2 separate regions of the Homo sapiens genome follow, and region 2 is linked to region 1. The links are chromatin contacts, found by Hi-C or POLR2A ChIA-PET in ENCODE. All regions are on one chromosome and are shown on one strand. Each heading gives the region's core, a stretch centred on a gene start or an enhancer-like site at or near the end of the contact. The rest is flanking DNA. Distances are from core to core; before and after follow the strand shown. Region 1 overlaps PALLD (palladin, cytoskeletal associated protein). Region 2 overlaps PALLD (palladin, cytoskeletal associated protein).

Region 1 (7,963 bases), core at 1,860-4,359:
TCCCTATATATGGCTCATTTCCATAAAACTAAATCAAACTCTGGATGGCGGATCACTCTTATCCAGTTGGTACTGCTGTCATGTTTCAAGGACACCAAAAATGGAAGAAATTACAGAGAATAGTGACAATTCAGAAACTATTCTTATTTGTCTTCATCGCTATAATATGAGGTCACTGGCTCCTGAGCTAGTGAGGAAATCCAAGTTCTAAAAAACATTCCTTCCTTATATTTGTTTTTTTTGTGTGTGTGTGTGTGTGTGATCTTTTTGATAAGAATAGTTGTCAAGGCTGGGCGTGGTGGCTCACGCCTATAATCCCAGCACTTTTGGGAGGCAGAGGTAGGAGGATTGCCTGAGGCCAAGGAGTTTGAGACCAGCCTGAGCAGCATAGCAAGACGTCAAGACCATGGCTCTTTAAAAAAAAATAAAAGTAGCCGGCATGGTGGCTCATGCCTGTAGTCCCAGCTACTCGGGACAGTGAGGTGGAGGATCACTTGAGTCCAGGAATTCAAGGCTGCAGTGAGCTATGATTGTGTCACTGCGCTCCAGCCTAGACGACAGAGTACAATCCTATCTCAAAAACAAAAAACAAACAAAAAAGAATGGTTGGAGAGAGAGAGAGAGAAAGAGGAAAATAAAAAGAGCAATTCATCCTGCAAAGACCTAGAACATGAGTGCCTCTTCTGATGAGGCTCAGTGGTCCTGGAAAGCTCCTATTGGACAAATCTTGGAGAATAAACAGAAACATTTTGGAGAGGTGGGAGAGCGAAGGAACCAGTCTTCATTGACAGCTGACTTTATTTTTCGATTTGTCAGAGCACGCCAAAGCCCAGTGCCCTGTGACCAGGACAAAAGGGGAAGTGGCTGCATTTTGACATGTCCCAGCTTCACTAGAGAAAGCCCACTTGTTTCTGACTTTCCAGTGCGGGCAAAAGCTGGCAGATCCACCACCTGTGCTCTTGCTGCCCAGCATCTAGGGAGCTTTGCTATTCTGAGTGTTTCTGAGGAAGCCATATGGATGGTGCTCAACTGGATTTTTCTACTTAGAGGGCTTTATGGATTTTAATGTAGAGGTCGTGGCTTCTCTGCATCACTGGCAAGTGTTGTCCATCTCTCCGTCCTTCTTGAGTTCCATACCCAGTGCATCATGAACAAATCCATCTTTTTTATCTGACCTATGCTGTGTCTACTCTCTCAGCTCCTGCTTTTGCTTATCCCTCAAAGGGGAGGTGTTCTTAGCTCTCTGACCTCTGGGTTGATACAGAGGCCAAATTTATCCCAGGGAAGGAATAAGTACATTTGAAATAAGTCACTGAGAGGAGAAGACTGTGTGTTTTAAAGCCAGGTTTGTTTAAAGTGTTATGATAGTATTAAGATGTTCTTTCATTTTCATAGAAGTACTTCATTTGGCTAGAAGGTCAAATGCCTGGTGCTTTGAGGACCTGAACAGTTTCTGTTCCATGAACATACCGGACTCAGGAGTTCTTTTGCTCCAGATACTAAGTTATTAGAACAGTGTTTCCCAACTATGGTGAAAGAAAATCAATAATCAGAATTTTTTAGTAGTTTTCAGTATTTCAAAAGATCTAGTTCGTTTCACAGTTCAACTGAAATGATGGGTGTATTTGCATCTAGTGGCAATCATATTCACTATGTTAACCCTACATATGTTAATCATAAGCTCTGATTGACAGTTGTATATTTTCTGTTTAGCACTAAATAAGGAAAGAATTCTAGTAATTTATTGAATGTAGTTGGATTTCCTTCAGACTACAAAGAATGCCTTGACAATCTCACTCCCTCCTTTTGATTTTCAGTGATTCAGGTCATCTGGATTCCTGGCCTTCCTCCTGCTATTCTCTTCTGTAATCTCCATTTGCCCGACCACCTCCTACCATCTTTTAGTTTAAACGCCATTCTCTGCCTTCCAGGAGCTATAGACTAGAATAGATTGCCTTCTGTGTCCTCCCCAGCAGTAGAAATTTCTACTGCGTGATAACTCTCACGCAATTACTCTCTCAGGGTTCTCTGACACCAGAGATTGTGTTATATCTTATTCTTTACCTTGCCCCAGCCCCTGCCCTGGTGTTTGGCACATAATCTACACTCAATAAATATTTCTTTGTTTAATGGGTGGATTGAATTCATTGTCACACTGAGTGACATCCATCTGGATGCTTGATTACACCACGCGGCTATCATATTCTGAAGGAACATGATATCTATGAAGATCTCAATCATGGTTTAATCCCCAGCAACTAGCACAGTGTCTAAGACAGAAACTTAATATGGTTCAATTACTTTCGAGATTTTTTTTTTAATGGGGACACTACAGATTTGGATAAAAGACATTAATGATGATGTTTCCTGTCCTATCACTAGGCAGTTCTATGAAAAGGCACTCCTTTTTTCAAAATTCCAACTTATAATGTAAGATTTGATGGGTTTGTTCAATTCCTACTAAGTGAGCAGTACCATGATTTTAGGTCTGTAAGTAGCTTAAAGTTAAACTTAGAACTTTGGTTGGCGATGCTCACCCTGGTCTCTGTTATGGATAACAGTTTGAATGAGGTTGATGACTGGGTCTTTTAACTTGATGTCCTTGTTTATTTTCTGCTTGCTTTGTTTGGTCAGGTCTGGCATGGAGCCGAAAAATAAGAGCTTGCTTGCAGTTTGACTTTCACTGTGATTCAGTTTTGCAATCTTTTAAAAACATCCTTCAGGAGACCGCCATGTATCTATCTGTGGACATCTCCCAGATTTTCCAAAACAAGCACAAGATAAATAAGGGGGATTTGGAAATTTCCAAATTTTAACAGATGGGAATTTGCTTCCACTGTCTGAGAAATCTTTGCTATAGATAGAGGGGAATCCCAGAAAAAAATCTAAGTCTGAAAGCTCCACAGAGTTCTCTGCCTTTGCCTTCCCTGGAAAAGGGGTCGGGGGAGAGCAAACAGATGCTAGAAGCCAGTAAAGTCCTGTCCTCATGAAAGCTCTCAGCCCAGAGGACAACACTCTGGGGCAGTCACTTCAGTCATAGGATATTTCCCTCTCCAAATAACCGAGGAGAGAGCCTAACCTCTGGGGTGAGTGTGGTGTATAAAGTGTGAGAATCGTGCGTGTCCAGGAAGAGAGTGCTGCTAACAGATGACTCCTTGGGGGCCCCCTTTGTTCTCTGCTTCTGTTTGTATTGAGTCAGCTTGCTTAGGAATATAGATCAGTGAGACTAAAGTATCTCTGTTGGGCCAGTTCTTTCTTCTCTGTACCATGGTCAATCTACAGGGTGCCTGCACATCCTCCACAGCCTCGAGGTCACAGACTTACTCTCTGTGTCTCTAGGCTATAGAGCAGAACAAAACAGAGCCAAGACAAGGTGTCTGGAAAAACAGAACTCATGGTCTTCCAACAGGGCATCAAAGGGTTTCTAAAATTTAAAGCCAAAGGGAACCTCAGGGGTCACCTGGTCCAACCCCTCTGTTATTTTAGGAGGACAAGAGGCATTAAGTGATTCAGAAGACACAGTCTAGTGGTGGCAAAGAGGACAATTCAGACAGTTCCCAATTTACAATGATTCAACTTATGAAGTTTCAACTTTATGATGGAGTGAAAGTGATACGTATTTAGTAGAAACTGTATTTCAAGTATAACCATTCTGTTTGTCATGTTCAGTACAGGATTTAATAAATTACATGAGATATTCAACACTTTATTATAAAGTATGCTTTGTGTTGGATGAGTTTGTCCAACTGTAGGCTAATAGAAGTGTTCAGAGCACATTAAAGGTAGGCTGAGCTATGATGTTCGGTAGGTTAGGCGTATTAAATGCATTCTCAACTTATGATATTTTCAACTTACGATGAGTTTATTGGGCCATAACCCCACTCTAAGTCAAGGAGCATCTGTATAGGCTTTGGGGTCAGGCATCAGCTGGAATCCTGACTCTACCTCTTTAGTTCAGCTATGACCTTGAATAAGTCACTTAGACTCTTTAAGCTTTAGCTTTATTGATAAAACAAAAGTAATAATAGCACCATAGGACTGTTAAGAGGATTACATTAGAGAAAATTCATGTAAGGCACATAGCCTAATGCATGGCACTCAGTAAGTACCTAAAAATTAGTAGCAACTATTCATCTTCGTCATCATTATCATGATCATCAAAGCTGGAGCCTAGGACCCAAGCCTCCTAGCTCAGCATTCCTCTTACAACAGCCCTTTGAATCACCTTCATATGTCGTTAATACTTCATTGGGTACCCCAATCTATATTAGTTTAAGTACAGACTGTGGTGACATCATTAGTTAGAGTCTGTGAGATGGGAGGGGGGGGCAAATAATGATTCATTCTCTTAAAAAGGGGATGTAACACTTTTTTTTTTCCTTCTTCAACTGGAATAGTTAGGGATGTAACACTTTAAAAGAGCATGTTGTACATCAAGGTAATATAGGTAACTTAAATTTATTTTGGATTTTGTTTATGTATGGTTGCAATCCCATTAGAGTTTAATGGTATTTTCATTTTACAACACATTCTAGTGTGTTAGGAAGTATGTGTTAAGAGTTCTCTTCTATTTATTATTTTCATTACTTTCCCATTCCAGTATAGACATAGTAAACTCCTAAAATTAAGTATATTCTTCTTAAAGAATTCTAAGTGACCATTTTGGTGGAAAAACTACCTGCGCTAGTTTGCATGTGATCTAAATGATCCAAACTAATGGGTGAGCTTTGGGTGCTTGAGGACTATATGCAGGAGAAAAGAGGAGGGATGGATAAAACTTTTCCAATTTTAAAATAAAAATTATTTTCTGAATGTGCTTTAAATGCATCTGCTACATGTACTCAAGAATGTTGAGTCTGACCCCTCAAATTTATTCATTAAGTTTTGCTACATCAGACTACACAAAGGTCGGGAAATCATGTGTCCAAAATAAAATCAGATTTGAGCTCCACCTTATTCTGGCCTATACAATGTCCCTGTTCTTACCACCTTTTCTCGTCTTTCACAACCTTGAATCAGAATCTCTAGTTCAACATCATTTCCTTTTTTCCCTCCCCCACTTAAACATAAAATATAGATATGTGAATTCTATAAAGCCTGCTTGGATAATCAGCTTACCCTAATTCAGCTCTTTTCCTCATCAAGAGGAGGGACTTGACAGCTACTCAGGAGGCTGAGGCAGGAGAATGGCGTGAACCCGGGAGGCGGAGCTGGCACTGAGCTGAGATTGCGCCACTGCACTCCAGCCTGGGCGACAGAGCGAGAACCCGTCTCAAAAAAAAAAAAAAAAAAAAAAAAAAAAAAGAGGAGGGACTTCAAACCTTAGTGCTGGTAGTAACACCTGAGACAGAAAACCCGTGTGACACAGAATATGAGTCCTTAAGCAAAAGGACTGTCGTATTCATCCCTGTGTCTCTGGAGCTAGCACAGTCCTTAGTGCATTGTACATTTGAACAAATGTTTGAGTGAATAACAAGCCCGTTCTCCATTCTGGTTAACTTACGAGTACTGTACCAATTTTCTTCCCTGGGCGGAAAAAATTATGAACCATGGTTCTTGTGAAAGTTATTATTTTTAAATGCCTAGACATTCATTCCCAGAACTAGAAACATAAGAAACAAGTTGATACATCAAGGGACCAAGAGATATAAATGATAATAACTTGGAAATATTTAAAGTTGTAAAGATCCTGCTTAGAAGAGGGAAGTTATCAAAAGGGGTTGAGACAATAGTTGAATGACTGAGAAGACATTAATGAAAATCACATAGGAGTATGATCTAAGAAAAGGTACTTGACATTTTTCCAAGTGAGAAAACTGCATGATCAGATAACCATGCATAGGTTGGAGATGTGTCCAGAGAAATTTATTCCTGAAAGACAGCGATAAAGTACCAGAGCTAAAATAGTCCATCTGATAGAGACATTGGAGCTGAGATCTGAAATGATGCCTGTTTCTTATTAAGTTGGATTCTATTTACTACACATTTTTTAGTGTATAGATAGAAAAGGGTACACAATAGGTACCTAAAAGCAGATAGCTGTAATTACTACTATTTATCTTTTGTGCTCTGAGGTTTCTCATACTGTGTTGGTGCCACACTCTAATCAGCTGCATAAAAGGGTAGATCACTTGCCACCACAGAGGCATGTGGGAGAAGACAGCATGTCTAGGACATTACGCTGAGGCTGAGGCAGTAGGCAAGGAAGTCCAACCTGCAGGCTAAGAGTCAGTTTTCACTCCTGTGGGAAAAGCATGCCCAGCTCTCAGCAAAAGCATAGAAATCAAGAGAGAACAGTAAAGGCAAACAGGATATGTAGCCTAGTTCCAGTTGAAGGTATTATTCCTAACAATGAAAAATGTCAATATAACTATTTCCAGAGTTAAAACTTCAGACACATGCTATGACAATGAGACAGTATGTTTGAAACTACAGATGTCCAAGGAAATTCAGGCTATATGCTCACCATATGTAGAGAAGGCAGGGAAATTTAATTGTTTGTAGAGAAAGAGACCCAAGACTTCGTAAAGCCATGGGATATGGAGTTGGGGGACCTGCCAGTCACCTTGTCAGTTCACTTCATTTTATAAAGAAAATTTCTAGTCTCAGGGAAGCCAAGCAACTTTCCCAACCAAAACGTTAGCTTTGCGTTAAGAGAATTTTAGAGATAGATTATTAACATCTTGCGGCTGAGATACTGTAAATATCTTCAAGAATTCCAACATTTTGAGCAATTGTAACTCCCAGAATAATTATTTTTGCTATAAATATTTTGCCCATTTTATGGTAGTATTCCAGGGTCTTTACTCCCAAGTCAAACTCAAATATTGGGAAAAGTCGGATCCTTTTTCTTATCAATTCCCACTTCACATTCCCCGTTGTGATCAGCTTTCTGAATTTATTTGTAATTATTTCTTCAGAAGAGAGAAATATGGATAATGGACGGAGGAACAGGAGAAAATGTTAGCATATTGACACAAAGGTTTCAGTATTCTAAATAATCAAATATTTGAAAAATATATATTTTGTCCTTTTGCCCTAGAGATATAAATTGACACAAAAATATTTACAAAACACATTAGTAGACATCAATGGGTCTAAAACTGTGGTCCTCCAAACCAGCAACATCAGCATCAGCTAGGAATTTGTGGAAAATGCAAATTTTCAGTCTCACCCCAAATCAGTTGAACCAGAAACTCTGGGGTGGGACCTGGCAATCTGTATGTATTTAAACAAGTCCACCAGGTGTTTCTAACCACTGGTACAGACAAATCAGACAAGCATAACCAGATTATTGGATGTCAGTTCTAAGTAATATAGGGGGTGAATATATCAAATCCTTTGGGAGAATAAAAGCTTAGTTGACTTCTATGGTGTATTCGTTTCCTATTCTGTATAACAGATTACCATGAATTTAGTGGCTTAAAACACCCCACATTTAATAAGCTTCGTAAGTTCCTGTGGATCAGGAATCCAAGCATAGGTTAGCTGGGTCCTCTGCTTTGAGTCTCACAAGGCTGCAATCAAGGTGTCACTCAGGCTGTATTTTCATCTGGAGGCTCAACTGGGGAAGAATGGGCTTCCAAGCTCCTTTAGGTTATTAGCAGAGTGCATTTCCTTGTGGTTATATGACCGGGCCTTGGTCTCTTATTGGCCATTTAATGGAGGCTGCCCTCAGTTCCTAGAGGCCACTCCAGTTATCTGCCATGTGGCCCTCTCCAGAGGCAGTTCACAGTGTGGCAATTTGCTGCTTCTTCAAGGCTTTCAAGGCCAGCAGGAGTCTCTCTCTAGTCTGCTAAGATGGTGTCATATATGTCATATAACATAATCATGGGAGTGACCTTCCATCACCTTTACCCTGTGACAGAGTTTAGATATATGTCCCTGCCAAATCTCATGTTGAAATGTAATCCCCAGTGTTGGAGGTGGGGCCTGGTGAGAGGTGCTTGGGGCAGGAGGGCAG
Region 2 (7,963 bases), core at 3,350-5,849, 41 kb after region 1:
GTGCCCGCATGTGTAGTTTTGGTTTTTTTGTTGTTGTTGTTTGTTTTTGGAGACAGAGTCTCACTCTGTCACCCAGGCTGGAGTGCAGTGGCACAATCTCGGCTCACTGCAGCCTCTGCCTCCCAGGTTCTAGCGATTCTCCTGCCTCAGCCTCCCGAGTAGCTGGGACTGCAGGCACCTGCCACCACACCTGGCTAATTTTTGTAATTTTAGTAGAGACGGGGTTTCGCTATGTTGGCCAGGCTGGTCTTGAACTCTTGACCTTAGGTGATCTGCCCACTTCAGCCTCCCAAAGTGCTGGAATTACAGGCATGAGCCACTGCACCCGGCCATGTGTAGTTTTCAAAAGAGCCATAGATAGGAGTCGACATTTGAAACCATTCAAAATGAACATTTTTTTAAATGCCAACAGAATACTTCCCTGAAAAAAAGAGCCACAGATACTTGTTGGCTTTCTTTCTTTCAATTTTTGTGATGACAAAGCTGTTGGATTTGACTTTTGAGTAGTAAGTTTATCCTCAGGGCCTTTAATAACACCAGCATGGAATCAAAATTAGGAGAATTACTGGACTTTGGCTATGTATACACCAGGTTTGTGACTGTTGAACAGGATGATGTTTGAGAAGATTTACTGAGGTTTTGGGGGTATCTTCCTTCCCTGCATTTTGGCCAGTTTCAAGTCAGAAGTGGGCAGAGCCTAGTTAATTGCAATGGAAAAGGGCAAACCAGGAGCCAGCAGCTGGAGAACCACCTTGAGCACTGGCACATAGAGCACAGTTGCTCAGCATGGCTGGTGTGGTGGAGGGGATAACTATGACATGGTGTATGGCCAGGGGCAGAGGCCGGGAAGCCTGTCGCAGCACAGCATGTTGCAGTGACATGATGACAGGAAGCCTCGGAGCAAATGCTGTTTGGAGATTTGAGGGAGGTGAACAGGCTGTCAGCATTGAGGAAAACTGTCAGCAGACCACAGTGATGCAGGCGCTGGGCTGTAGGTCAGAACTCTTAAGGATTATTAAGATCATACCACTTTAGTAGGGCTGGTTACAAGGTAGGATACCAGGAGAGGAATATAGAAATGAGGGACAAGACAGGCAATTCAGAACACAGCTCACAGAAGCCCGGAACAAGACTGGACCAAACAAGTTCAAGTACAAGCTAAAAGTCATGCCATCATTATATTGAAAAGATGTGATGAAAAAGTAATGTACCCACTGACTGATTTTGCCTTATTGCTTGGGCATAGTGAGAAGGCCCTCTCTTCCTATCATTGTTTTGATAAAAGAAAAAAAAAACAAACTACCCTGGCACCCATCAGAGCTAAATGCTGTCTCTACCTGCCTTCCCCAACCAGATTCATGCCTGGTTTGCTTAGGGATTATCTGATGTTACTAGCCATGTCTCTTCTTGCCTCCACTGGCATGGAAAATCTGGGTAACCACAAGCAAACTTGACCAGACTGCTACCAATGCCTGAAACTGAATATTATAGTACAACCGTGTGACACATTCAAAGATGCTGACTGCTGTGGAACACTGAGGCGCAACAGAACTTCACGAAAAGAAACTTTTCAGTGCACCCTCTGTTAGCCAACTCTTTTTGAGTGTGCTTGCAACTGTGCTGTTGATGTAGAGCGAATTATATGTTTAATTTTGATCCCAAACCATAGGTAGATGCTTAATTTTTAAAATAGGCAGATAGTGTCTAGAAAATTAGTAGAGAAAAGTAAGTTTAAGCTAAATATAAAAACAATGAACAGAATGTTTCCTATTTACATGTTTTGTTTACTTTTTGTCTAAACCAGAGATGAGCAAATTTTTCTAAAAACAAAAAACCAAATAAATATTTTAGGCTTAGAAGGCCATATGGACTCTATAATAGGTATTTTACATAGTCCTTGTTGTGTGAAGCAGCAATAGACAATGCATACAAGAATGGTCATGGCTTTGTGCCAATAAAACTTTATTTACAGGCCGGTCACGGTGGCTCATGACTGTAATCCCAGCACTTGGGAGGCCAAGGCAGGTGGATCACTTGAGGTCAGGAGTTCGAGACCAGCGTAGCCAACATGGTGAAATCCTGTCTTTACTAAAAAAAAAAATAAAAAAATTAGCTTGGCATGATGATGTATGCCTGTAATCCTAGTGCTTTGGGAGGCTGAGGCATGAGAATCGCTTGAACCTGGGAGGTGGAGGTTGCAGTGAGCCGAGATCGCACCACTGCACTCCAGCCTGGGCGACAGAGTGAGACTCTGCCTTAAAATAAAAAACAACAAAAAAAAACTTTTTTTACAAAAGCAAGCAGTGGGCCAGATTTGGACTATGGACCATAGTTTGCCAACCCCTAGTCTAAAGAAAACAGCATTTCTACTCACAAATTTTATATATATATGTGTGTGTGTGTGTGTGTGTGTGTGTGTGTGTGTGTGTATAGTACTGTTTCTGTTGAACAGATAAAACCATATATTCATGGTAGCTGCAGAAAGCAAAAGATACCTTTAAGTGACTTCCTCCTTTTTAATGGATAATGGCAATATTTATTATTTTGATTTAGTTAAATATTTATTGCTGAGTACCAGTTATGTTCTTATTACTCAGTATTAAAGGAAGATTTTAAAACTCCTGGCAGCCTCTGATCTCCAGGAGCTCATAGTATAAGAGAGCTAAGCAATAATATTGCAAAGCAGTAAAATAAGCATAATACAGAGAGACCCATGTGCACTGGGACAGTTTGGTCTTCAGGAGGAGGGGTGGATCTAGATGAGTCCTGAGGGCCAGCGCATATTTCTAAAGACGGGAGAGACAGGAGAGCATCTAGGGGAGAGGTGATGAGACCAGGAGGAGCATGAACAAAGATTATACAATCAGAGAAAACGAATAGTTAAAAGAAAGCAGGTAACTAGGCTAGCCAGGGCAAGATGATCATGCTGGCTGTGCCTCTTCACCTTCATCCATAAGATACGGAGAGTAACAGTAGCTTCCTCGTAGGGCTGTCATGAAAATTTAGAAAGTTAATATTTGTAAAATTCCTGGAGTTGTTCCTGACAAAGAATATATAAGTATTTGTCAAACAAATAAATGCTGGAGGTAGAGGTGGGGATTGGTTGATAAGATATGGTAAGATGGAGTCAGGTTGAGGACAAGAATAATTTTCCAAAAACACTTTGATGATGTAGCTGTATAGTGAGGGACCTGTAGTGTCCACTACCTTCAGGACAATAGCCAAACTCCCAACTAGGCTTTCATAATTGTCCCCTGATCCCAAATGAGTGATCAGTAAGTGAGGAATGTAAAAGGTAACTCCTGAGGCCAGGCACTGTGGTTCACGTCTATAATCCTAGCACTCTGAGAGGCCAAGGCAGGAGGATAACTTGAGGCCAGGAGTTCGAGACCAGCCTGGCCAACAATAATGAGACCCCATCTCTACAGAATATTAAAAAAAATTTTGGTCTGAGAGCTAGGAGCAAGAGCTTAGGGAAAGGAGGAATAAGAGGAGGTAGTTGGCTACCAACAGACATCTGAATTCTTAACCAATGAAGAGAAAAAATGTAAAAGTGGTCCCAGCCGCTTGGGAGAATGAGGCAGGAGGATTGCTTGAGCCCAGGAATTCAAGGCTGCAGTAAGCTGTGATTGTGCCACTGCACTTCAGCCTGGGAAACAGAGCAAGACCCTGAAAAAAAAAAGAGAGAGAGAGAGAAAGAAAAGAAAAGAAAAGAGAAAGGTAACTCCAGTTCCAGCACACAGTGCCACTGCAGGAGTGAGGAAGCCACGTGGGAGAATTATTTTGTGGGAAAAGCTGAGGAATGCTTTTGCACATGTTGTATTGGAGGTACTGGTGCCCAAGTGGAGACAGCCTGAAGGCAGAGGGCGGCTTGAGTTGGGGCTAGAGATGGACACTTGGGAACCATGAGCACAGAAGAGACCACAAACATGTTGAGACAAGGGAAGCGGGCGGGAGAAAGAGCAGGGCATTGAGTCTTGAACATTGCTCACACCTTCATTGATTTGGAAGAGACAAACTGCTGCTGTCAACCCAAGTTTGGGGTAGGCGGAAAAGTGGATACAGAGATTCTCTACCTCCTCTTACTTGGGAATGTAAGTCAAATGTGAGTTTCATAGCAGGAAGAGCGTGAAGTTGTTAAGTGCACAGTAGTCCATGAGAACAGATTTTCCCATCTTGAGCAGACTCTGCAGAGCCACAAACAATGCCGCCTTATGAGCTCTGGTCAGTCTGGTCATGGGATACCTGTGGGGATTTCTTTCCTGTCGGAGCAGTGGCTTCCGTGAGACTTGGCAAAGAGGCTGGTCTGAGGAATGCTTCTGGTTGTGGGTACATTCCAGCCCAGGGTGGTGTCCCAGACATTTTCCTTTTAATGAAGCCCCAGCTTTTTTCTCCCTTTTGCTTTTTTTTTTTTTTTTTTTTTTTTTTTTTGTAATGAAAGGGTTGTTACAAGGGAAATACAATGGGGCCCTGGCTGTGTTTCATTAACTTTTAATTTAAGCTGTTAGTATGGAATTAGTTAGCAGACTTGTGAATCAATTAGCTAGCCAGTGGGATTCCATTTTAACAAGGGGAGCACTGTGCGCTCTCGGATGCTAGCTATGTGTGTGAATGCGGAGTTTAAGGAGCTTCGCTGTTTGTTCGACATCCGAAAGTGAATCACAGTCCTTGTTCCTGCCTCCTCTACTGGTTCCAAGTTCACTCGGCTAGAACATGCTGTGCATCACCCAACCCTTATCTTCTCTACAAATACAAATTTGGATTACTGAATAAATCCAGTGGAAATTCATTTTTCATGCTGATGAACTCAAAGACTTTCAGAGTTAAACCAAAACAATGCACTCGGAACTATAGTGAAACATTTGAACATTTACCCTTTGATCCAGAGTTTCCCCATATTCTGGGAAGCAGTAACTCCTGGGCAATTCTGCAGTCTTCTGAAAGTTCTATATAAGCTTAATTGTCCTTCCTCATTTGCAAACCCCACCTTGGGTTTGGGAAGATCTGACAGCTGCTGTCTGGGTTTGGCGTACTTACCCCGTTACTGGTTGAGAGGAGACCCAGTTAACAATTTCAGCCTCAAATTTAAAGTCCAGTCATCTCAAAGGAAGACAGTGACATAACAGGGAGGCCTAGCTGGCTTTAAAATAAAGGGAGAGGGGACAGAGTCAGTTCTAATAAACTGTAGAGATATATATATATATATATATATATATATATAGCATTTTAAGCCCAACTTGAAGAAAGTTGCTGAATTAGCATCAGAAAGCCACAGAAAAATGCATAGAGGGAGAGAGATAGGCTTGTGATTCACATTAATATTTTGGGCAATGGAATACAGTGTGACCAATAAAAATGATTCAAATAGTATGATAGAAGTATACTACTGTCGGCCGGGCGCAGTGGCTCATGCCTGTAATCCCAACACTTTGAGAGGCCGAGGAGGGCGGATCATGTGGTCAAGAGATTGAGACCAGCCTGGCCAACATGGTGAAACCCCGTCTCTACTAAAAATACAAAAATTAGCTGGGCGTGGTGGTGTGTGCCTGTAGTCCCAGGTATTTGGGAGGCTAAGGCAGGAGAATCGCTTGAACCCGGGAGGTAGAAGTTGCAGTGAGCCGAGATCGCACCACTGCACTCCAGCCTGGCAACAGAGTGAGACTCCGTCTCAAAGAAAAAAAAGAAGTATACTATTTTCATAGAAGTATACTTATTGGCATAGAAATATGTTTACCTGTCAGGTATGGTAGCCCATACCTGTAATCCTAGCACTTTGAGAGGCCTAGGCCAGAAGATCGCTTGAGCCCAGGAGTTTGAGACCAGCCTGGACAACACAGGAAAACCCTGTCTCTACAAAATAACTTTTTAAAAAAATTATCCAGGCATGGTGGTTCACACCTGTGGTCAGGAGGCTGAGGTGGGAGGATAGTTTGAGTGCAGGAGGTCGAGGCTGCAGTGAGCCATGATTGAGCCACTGCATTCTAGCTTGGGCAACAGAGCGAGACCCTGTCTCAAAAAATACATATATGTTTATGAATATTGGAACATTTAAAAAGCAGTAAATATACTATGAAGTACAATTGAATTTTAATTTCAGAATATTATATGCACACACATATACTGTCAGCAACAAAGAAAAAAACTGGATAGAAAATTATAACACTGTTATTAATTAAAATTGTTATACAAAATTTGAGAACAACTTGGGGGTTATAAGAACATGAAAAGCTGTGGTTTGCAACCTTCATAGGGTCCCAAAGCAAGATGGAAACATCCCAATGGGAGGTTAACACTTGACAATCTTATAACAAGGTCTATATATCAAACTTATTATCTATCCATCTAGCTAGCTAGCTAGCTAACTTACCTTCTATCCATCTGTCCAGCTATTATGTATATTCATGAAACTCATTTTTAAAACATGGGAGATAATGGCTCTAAATTTCAAAGAAATGTTTACACCTTGCCAGGAAGGTTTTCTTTTCCCAAGTCAGGGAGTGAAAGATGTCTGCTAATTCATTCGTGAACTTATTTACCTATTTTTTCCACAAGTATTTATTAAGAACCTGCCCATCAGCCAGGTAATCAGGAATCCTAAGATTAAATTATTAGAGTATTTTTCATTGTTCAAGTTTTCTCTTTTCAGTCATATTATGTGTGTGCCTCCTCTGAGCACAAGAGATCAAGGGAAACTACTTACAATCTTGATTTATAATAAGTGCGGTTTATCTGGAAGTAGTATTGAAGTTTTCTTACAATTGAGCATTTTTTCTAGAAGGGTGATGGTACTGCATTGGTAAGACTATCTAAACCTGTGCTGTCAGCACAGTAGCCACTAACCACATGTGGCTATTTAAATTTAAGTAAAAATTCAGTTTCTCTATAACTGTAGCCACACTTCAATTGCTGAATACCCAGATGTGGCCAGTGGCTGTCATACTGAACAGTAGAGATATAGGACATTTATGTCATCACAGAAAGTTCTCTTGGACAATGCTGGTCTAAACCTAATTGCTGAGAACACTTGTGTATAAAAAGGCACTTTTCACATTTTTTCTCTTCATTGCTTAAGAATTCAGAAGTTTGCTGATAGTCAACTACTTTCTTTTATTCCTCCTTTCCCTAAGCTCTTGCTCCTAGCTCTCGAAGCAATAAGCTTTTCAGAATTTCATTATTTGTCAGCACCGGCTCGAGAGAGCAGGCATCAAAGGGCCAACATTACACACTTATGTATGTTTATATAAATTTGGTTAAATATTAATTTGAAATGGTTGTAAATGAGATTTCAGGTTTGCAACAGCAGGAAAAAAGTCTGTATAACTTCGCTGTAAACATGGTCATTGGCGTTAAGTTGTTAAACTGTAACTAATCTGGCATCTTTGTTACGTAGTCAAGTTCCACTGGGTTTTGCTGTGTAGCATGCGATTCCAAAAATCTCAGTGATTTTTAACAAGAAATATTGCTCACTCCCATAGATAGAAGGTGAAATGATCTCATTCCTAATTTGCATTTGAGTAGCAACCTAAGTACTAAATCACAACCCAGGAATTTTCCAAAGTTCCTTACAAGTACTTTGAACTGGATCTTTCCTTAGAAAAATGTGTAGAAAAGGAAAATACATAATGACTGGTTATTATTCTACTTTCTTTGTGTTTAGAGGCAGCATTAATTTTCAAGTAGAAATTATATATATATTTTTAATGTGAAGCCAATCTGGAAAAGCTGCATGCTGTATAATTCTAACCATATGACATTCTGGAAAAGGCAAAACTATAGAGTCAGTAAAAGGATCAGTGGTTGCCAGGAGTTGAGGGGAGCAGGAGATGAATAGGGAGAGCACAGAGGATTTTTAGGGCAGTGAAATCGTTCTGTGTGGTACTGTGATGGGGGATCCCTGTCACGATCCATTCGTCAATATCCATACAATGTACAACACCAAGAGTGAACGCTGGTGTAAACTGTG

Evidence for each region. Hi-C counts contacts between places; a loop is a spot of excess contacts on that map. ChIA-PET counts read pairs that join two places held with the same protein, here RNA polymerase II (POLR2A). Pooled maps may share reads with other maps.
Region 2: a loop to region 1 is called in a map of esophagus muscularis mucosa, with 1.9 times the contacts of the local background. The contact joins two enhancer-like sites. A Hi-C loop is called at or near these places in 6 of 168 maps with a recorded cell type or tissue (HCT116, HepG2, astrocyte of the cerebellum and 3 more), 1 of 37 single-sample maps with no recorded cell type and 1 of 50 pooled maps. POLR2A ChIA-PET finds 5 or more read pairs at or near these places in 1 of 52 experiments (CD4-positive, alpha-beta T cell).

What each region holds. Positions count from the first base shown.
Region 1 is chr4:168,741,107-168,749,069 of GRCh38, forward strand. All of the region lies in intron 10 of PALLD (palladin, cytoskeletal associated protein), which reads left to right. Among named protein-coding and RNA genes, the nearest start is that of PALLD-AS1, 97 kb to the left of the region's middle. Within about 2 kb of position 3,110, at least 3 of the 41 ENCODE cell types and tissues checked have a DNase peak (open chromatin) inside an H3K27ac peak, as active enhancers do.
Region 2 is chr4:168,780,657-168,788,619 of GRCh38, forward strand. All of the region lies in intron 10 of PALLD (palladin, cytoskeletal associated protein), which reads left to right. Among named protein-coding and RNA genes, the nearest start is that of PALLD-AS1, 140 kb to the left of the region's middle. Within about 2 kb of position 4,600, at least 3 of the 41 ENCODE cell types and tissues checked have a DNase peak (open chromatin) inside an H3K27ac peak, as active enhancers do.